Regions from separate parts of the Mus musculus genome. Here region 2 is linked to region 1. The links are chromatin contacts, found by POLR2A ChIA-PET in ENCODE. All regions are on one chromosome and are shown on one strand. Each heading gives the region's core, a stretch centred on a gene start or an enhancer-like site at or near the end of the contact. The rest is flanking DNA. Distances are from core to core; before and after follow the strand shown. Region 1 holds the start of Eef1d (eukaryotic translation elongation factor 1 delta (guanine nucleotide exchange protein)). Region 2 holds the start of Puf60 (poly-U binding splicing factor 60).

What was found. ChIA-PET counts read pairs that join two places held with the same protein, here RNA polymerase II (POLR2A).
Region 2: POLR2A ChIA-PET joins it to region 1 with 18 read pairs in embryonic stem cell. The contact joins the promoter of Puf60 here to the promoter of Eef1d in region 1. POLR2A ChIA-PET finds 5 or more read pairs at or near these places in 4 of 5 experiments (Patski and embryonic stem cell).

Annotation. Positions count from the first base shown.
Region 1 is chr15:75,907,574-75,910,983 of GRCm38, forward strand. Eef1d (eukaryotic translation elongation factor 1 delta (guanine nucleotide exchange protein)) reads right to left here and starts at 1,771. Exons shown (of 10, transcript NM_029663.2): 1 at 1,672-1,771. It overlaps Tigd5 (tigger transposable element derived 5), which reads left to right and starts at 2,162. Exons shown (of 1, transcript NM_178646.4): 1 at 2,162-3,410. The coding sequence starts at 2,218.
Region 2 is chr15:76,078,562-76,082,235 of GRCm38, forward strand. Puf60 (poly-U binding splicing factor 60) reads right to left here and starts at 2,385. Exons shown (of 12, transcript NM_028364.2): 1 at 2,289-2,385. The coding sequence starts at 2,312.

The sequences.
Region 1 (3,410 bases), core at 521-3,020:
CAGCCACGCAGTGTGACTCTCCCACTGCAGCTTATGTTGGCACAGGAGTGGTGTCTTGGTCTTTTTTTCCCATGGGTTAGTAGATTCTCATCTCCAAGCTCCCACCCTGCTTCTCTGCCTCTGGGATATCCCAGTCCTACTCAGAAACACTGGCCTGAGCTGTCTGCCCACTTTGAGACCCAGAGGCTAATGCTGTCACTCCAGTCTAAACCCACCCAGCCCCAATCTCCTTACCCCCAAATGCTATTGTTTGTTGGCTCTATTTCTGTTCCAGCAGACGGTACCTTGACCTGACACACAGGTCTTGGGACTCTGCTAGACGACTTGCTTTCTCAGCTCTTCCTTTACACCTGATAATATCTGGACCATACCTTGGGGGCATTGGTTGTGTGTCATCTTAGACACAGGAAGGAGAATGAAAACTCTGATTGGTAGAACCACCCAAGTCTGCTGAGTCAAGTGATGTGTGGAACTGGAGACCAAAGCACGTTCCAGCACCCGGATTTCACATGTTTCAATGACTCCAACATTCAATAGGCACACAGCATCTTAGACCCCTGGCTCAGAAGAAATGTTTAATGCCAGCATCTCCTACCTGCATCCCCCAAGTGTCACTCTTGCTATCAAGCCCTCTCAAGCACTTTTGCCTCATCTGTACTATGCCACGGAGCCTCACCTATCCAAAAGATAAGCCCGGAGGACGACCCTGCAGCAGCCTTCTCCTGAGAGGGCAGAAAGCCATGCAGAGCAAATCCCAGGCAACCAAGTCTAAATGGCTCCCTCTGCCAACTCTCCAACTGTTTGCTGAGTTCTCCTCCCACAGTCCGAGAGAAGGTTCATGATGTACTGGCCATCACAGAGCCTGGGAAGGGGACTCCTTGTCCCTTTGACTTCTTCCTCTTGACTCTGTTGCCCCACGGGATTGGCTTAGGGGGCACTCGGTAGTCCTGTCACATCCATCCTTTGCTTCATCCATGAGAATCCGCCTGAGATAAGACCCAGTTATCCATCCCCGAGTGACAGGGCCAATTCAGAAGCATCCTTGGGAGTAGCATCCCAACATTATAGCTTCACCAAGTTCTTTTTGCTGCAGGGTAGCCGTTCACTCTAGAAAACCATGATGCCCGGAGAGAGTGCTCATGTATTAGAAAAGGGGCGACCGTACCCTTCAACGCCCCTTTCCAAAGAAAGCTGCCCAGATCACCTTATTCAAATCAGTAAGTAGAGCTAGTCCTGTTACTTTTGAGCAAATCGACACCACCACGCCCTTTTTTCTACCCTGTGTTCGTGGACCGTACGAGTTCCACCAGTCAGCACCCGAAGCAACCTCCCTCTATGCCTAGAGTTAGGTACGCCCTTGGTGCTTAACCGCAAAGACCTAGGGCGTTAGCAAGAGCTGGGCCCCCAAAATTCCGGAGCCAGCCCGACCGCAGGCAACCGTGTCACTCAAGGCCGTGCCGTGCTGGGATGTGCGGAGCCACCGCGCAGCCAGCCTGAAGCAGCGCTCCGGAATCTGGCAACCATGTGGCCAGCGGCCCGCCTCCACACAGGCCCAGACGCCCGCCCGCAGCCCGCACTGTCCCACGGGAGGCAACCCTAACGGCGCGGGGCCCGGGCACTCCAGGCCTCCGCCGCACGTGCGCTCCTTGAGGCGGGGCCCCCGGTACTCACACGCCAGCCAAGGACGCAGCAACCAAAACCTGGAACTGCGAGCTCAGGACTGCAAAGGAGAGGGAGGGCGCCCGCGCAGCTCCCGGAAAACGCAGCGGCATAGACCACGAAAGGCACGGCGGGGGGTCCAACCCTGGGCACGCGCTGTCTTGCCCTCAGAGCGTGCATCACGATGCATGCAGGAACCACCATGGTAGAAGCAAAGGAAGAGCTACCTTGAGAGCCGCGCTTCACCTCAAGAGTTGTCGCTAGGAGCGGAGAACCGGATCTCCCAACACGCCGAACCCCTCCTCAGCTCGAAGAGTGGATCCGTCCGACGAGGGCGGGACGTAATGAAGCTGATGTGCGCACGCGCTAGTGACGCGCCCAAGGCCAGACTGTGCGCAGGCGCCACGAGGCGAAGTGGGCGGGCCTTGCGGGCCGGGGCAGGCAAGGCTGGCGAGACAAAAGGGAGGGACCCGGGCAGCCCCGCCCCCGAGCCCCGCCCCGAGCGGCCCGCGCGGGGTGTCAGGCTCGCTTTCCCGGGTGGTCCCTGGCGCCGACGCCATGTACCCCGCGAGCCCTCCGGCCGGCCCAGCCCTGCACCCGGTCCCGCATCGCGCTCGTCTTCCCCAGCCACGGTGCCTTGCTGAGCCGCCGCGATCGCCGGCGCCCGGCCCGGGTTCCACGGCGCGCCCGCCGCCGCCCCCAGCGCCCGGGCCGCGGCCCCGGGTGGCCGTGAAGATGACTTTCCGCAAGGCCTACTCAATCAAAGACAAGCTGCAAGCCATCGAGCGCGTCAAGGGCGGTGAGCGGCAGGCCAGCGTGTGCCGCGACTTCGGCGTGCCAGGCGGCACTCTGCGCGGCTGGCTCAAGGACGAGCCCAAGCTGCGCTGGTTTTTGGACCAGCTGGGTGGAGAAGTGGGCACGCAGCGCAAGAAGATGCGTCTGGCCAACGAGGAGGAGATCGACCGCGCCGTCTACTCGTGGTTCCTCACCTTGCGCCAGCACGGTGTGCCGCTATCCGGGCCAGTTATCCAAGCGCAGGCTGAGGCCTTTGCTCGCCAGATCTACGGCCCCGAGTGTACCTTCAAGGCTAGCCACGGCTGGTTCTGGCGCTGGCAGAAGCGCCATGGCATCTCTAGCCAGCGCATCTATGGTGAGGCTGAGTCCCCGGTCGCAGGCCCCGCGCCTGTCAAAGAGGAGCCGGCGCAGTCACCAGGCGCAGTTCTCGTACCTGACGGCGCGCCAGCCACTCTACCCCACTCCGAGGGCGGCTATGGCGACGAGCAGATCTACAATGCTAACGTTACTGGTCTCTATTGGAGGTTACTTCCGGAGCAGGCCTCAACTCCGGGCACTGGGGACTCCAAAGAGCCTGGTGGGTGCAGCCGACGCTGGCGCAGTGACCGAGTGACAGTACTGCTGGCCGCCAACCTGACGGGCAGCCACAAGCTGAAACCACTAGTCATCGGGCAGCTACCGGACCCACCCAGCCTGCGTCACCACAACCAGGACAAGTTCCCGGCCTCCTACCGCTACAGTCCGGATGCCTGGCTCAGTCGCCCGCTTCTTCGGGGCTGGTTCTTCGAGGAATTTGTCCCTGGCGTCAAGCGCTACCTGCGCCGAAGCTGCCTGCAACAGAAGGCTGTGCTGCTGGTGGCCCATCCACCCTGTCCGAGTTGGGCCACTAGCATGCCTCCCCTGGAGGAGAGCGAGGAGACTCCCAGGCAGTGCCAGCCTGAGCTCCTTGGGTCCCC
Region 2 (3,674 bases), core at 1,135-3,634, 170 kb after region 1:
ACATAATGCTCTGTGAAGACCTTGTGATGGAACTGGGAACTATGGCTGACACAGCCTATACACAGAGCTCCTCCTGGTGCTACCAACCTGAGTGTGTACTACTGTCTTTGCTCCATTGTGACTCAGAAATGATATCCCAGAGAACACTAAAGTAGTGACTCCAGTGGTACAGGCATCCACTCAACAGAGGCTGCTTCTCAACACCCACTGTAAAAGCATGCCTCAGGCACCAGCCAGACACCAGTGAGAATGGTGACCCTGGGGCACACTCATAACTTCCTGCCTCTCCAAATGAGTCTCCCAGGGACAGGAATAGTGCTGAAAGCAGCACACAATGCAATGCATACGCACAATCCCAGAGAGCACTCACTTGTGGACAAACCACCCAATTTAGCCCATTTACCTCCGCAGAAAGTTCTCCCATACAGAGTCTAAAATTCTGTTCTAACCAGTCACTGGGAGAGCCTAGAGAAACTATCACTTGTTATCACAGCTGGTCACTAATGTGTACCTCAGCCATGGTGCATCCAGAGAGGGGGAGGTCCCTTGAGGGATTTATTTGCTGCTGAGTGTCTCAGGTACGCAAGCCAAGCTCTGCCCTTCACCAGCTCAGAATAAAGAGTTATTTCCATTACACAACATATTAAATACCCTGAGCAAATCACCTAAAATCTAGTCCTGAGGCTCTTCCTGTGCAGGGGCATGGCCTATTTCTCAGGCAGCAGCGAAGATTTATGGAATCAATTTCCATGAAGTCCCTTAAGTCTGCATATGGAAAGTAAGCCACAGGTTCTAGCAACATTAGTACCATTGAGAGCAGTGCCAGACCCCAAGAATAGGACTGGCTGAAGGACGCTGTCTTCCATCTGTTCAGGTCCCTTCACAGGGTGTAGTGCTACTTCCTGGGTAGCCAGGCTTGTACTGAGCACTGTGGATGCAGCAAAACAAGAGAAAGAGAGAGAGAGAGAGAGAGAGAGAGAGAGACAATTCTCGGGGGCCTTGTGGTCAAATGCTGGCAAAGACGGCTTCAGTGGTGAGACTTACTGCTCGAGACCATCTCAATAATGACACTATCTGTCTAGCATCGCGCTAACCTTTCAGTCTGCATGAACAACAGGGGCTACCCAGAAATGAGGCATCCACTCTCCTCCAGTGCTGTTTAAAGTATTTTATACTCTGCCCTCACCCTTTCTTCTATCATCTGACAGCCACCTAAGGGCAGTCATCAACTCCTCAACTCTCTGGTTGTCTTTCCGAAAAGACCATTTACACCAATAGCGTCAAGCAGCGGAAGCAGGAATTTTTTTTTTTTTCTTTTGAAGTTAGCCCTGATGTGAGCAAGACATACTAGATCCACCCCTCACAAGCTGGAGCAAGTGCCCCTCTCCCATTATGAAGGTGCAGTTCCCAGCTAAGGCTGAGGAATGGCAGCCTGTGTGTACTCTACTCGACCCTACCCTACGGCTGGCCTCCAGGCACCTAGGGCTTAAGTGGTCTCAGCCCTTGCTTCATCCCCTCTGAGTGAGGGTGGCGGCTAACAAAAGTCTGGATTGCAGTGGGGTTAGGTCCAAGAGATAAATAGTCCCTGAAGGAACTCCTGGTGGTAGCCATTCAAGGAACATTCCCGACTGACTAGGGCAGAACCAAGTTCAGCCCTTGGAGCGTCCAGCCCAAGACAAGGGGGTTAGCAAAGTCTTATGATGCCCACCCGGACCAGTGACCGAGGCAGGCACCGGCTGTCGGGTTCCCCACAGAGGCAGTGACAGAATGGCTGTTTGAAAGGTGTGGAGGGGAATGGGGGTTGGGAGAGATGCTCTTCCCCTCCTGCGTGTTAACGGAACGGGAAACCCTCGTCTCTGCACCATGGCGCAGAGCAAATGCTAACGGGTCCGCCCCTTCCGCGTCCCCAACACGGGGCGTAGCCGCGCGGGTCTGGAGCAGGCACCAGGACACCCTAATGCCACCGGACGCCTAGACAGTTGTCGCCCAGTCTCGGCAGACAGGACCGCCCCGCGGGGATCCAGCAGGGCAGCTCCGCGGCCGGCCCACCCCGCCCAGCTGCCGGAAACTGGAGTCCTCGAGCCGGAAGCTGCAGTCGAGCCCCAGCCGTGGCCGCAGCCGCGCGCTCCCGCTCCGCCTCCGCCCCGCGTGCCGGGGACCACGGTAAAGTCCGTACGAGGTCCGGGTCGGGCCGCTGCGCACCCAGGGTCCCCTCCGCACCCTGTCCCAGCCGACGACTCACTCCTCCGAGCTGAGGGCCGCCCCCTGGCCGCGAGGGACTCACTTACGAGAGCTATAGTCGCCGTCGCCATCTTGCGTCCGTCGCGGCCGCCGCGCGCGCCACAAGCATCAGCTCCCTCCGCAGTCTCGCGCGATCTGGGCGTCGGACGCGGAAATCTCGCGACGTACGGCATAGCTACGAGAGCGGAGACCGAAACGCATTTCCGGGGCGGAGCAGGCCGTTAATGTACCGGAGGAGGACGGGGCGGGCCGGGGTTTTGGAGTGGCGACCCGGAGAGCCCTCCCCTGGTCGGGGGGGGGGGGGGTCGACATTTTTGAGTCAGTTCCGTCTGCCTCTTTTCCTACCACCCTATTTTAGTTGAGTCCACTCGCTGAAAGCTCGTAGACTGCGGAGACAGAAGACAAAAAGACTGATGCATCGTCCTTTGCATTGTCCATCTAAAGTCAGGAATCCTCATTCATTTTGAAATATGGTCTCTTTCCTAGTGAGAAAATAGCCGTTGACACGAAGATGGCCCCCAAAAGATGGCTCCCCAGCCTGTCCTGTGGTTATTGTCCTGTGGGCATAAATGTGTACGTTAGTCCCCAAGTCCTGAGCTATGTGTAAATATGTAGTTCATCTGGGCTTTGTGGCCGTAAGGCTGCCTGCAAGGCACCAACCACATCTGTAAGCTCAGGCACCTTCAAACTCCACCGGATAGCCATTCTCGTTTTCCACCCCTCGGGTTTTCAGACTTTAATATAGAGATCTTTAGCAAAACATGGCAGAATATTTTCCTCCCCCTCGGTACCCCCTTTAAACAGGAAAAAGCTCTACTGAAAGCAAACCTAAGTGGGCAGAGAAGTGGAATGCTGGGGAGCCAGGGGAGGGCCTTAGCAGGCTGGTGTGTGATGCTTGTGTCTTGAATTCTCCGAAAATGTGCAGATAGTTTAAAAAAAAAAAAAAAAAAAGTAGGTGCCTCCAGACTTCTATCCCTAATACAGGTTACTAGTCGTTCTGGCTCTGCCAACAGTGCCTGGAGATTAGCTCCTCCTGGGAACGAAGCGCTGAGACCCAGCTTAGCATCTCACTCTTAAGCAAAAGTGGCCAGCCAGAATCACCAAGCAGAAGAGCATGAAAAGAAACCAAGACAACAAAGGAAATGGAAGATACCTAAAGATGTTGCATCCCCCAAACAAGAAAATAAAGATCATGAACTTAGATTTCCCCATTTAAAAAAGAGAAAAATTAAAACGGCCAGGTGTTGGTGGTGCACTCCTTTAATCCCAGCACTTGGGAGGCAGAGGCAGATTTCTGAGTTCGAGGCCAGCCTGGTCTACATAGTTCAGGACAGCCAGGGCTACACAGAGAAACTCTTGTCTGGAAAAACACCCCCCCCCCAAAAAAAAACAAAACAAAATCTGCAAATGAGCGATTCGATAAGTTGAAAAAT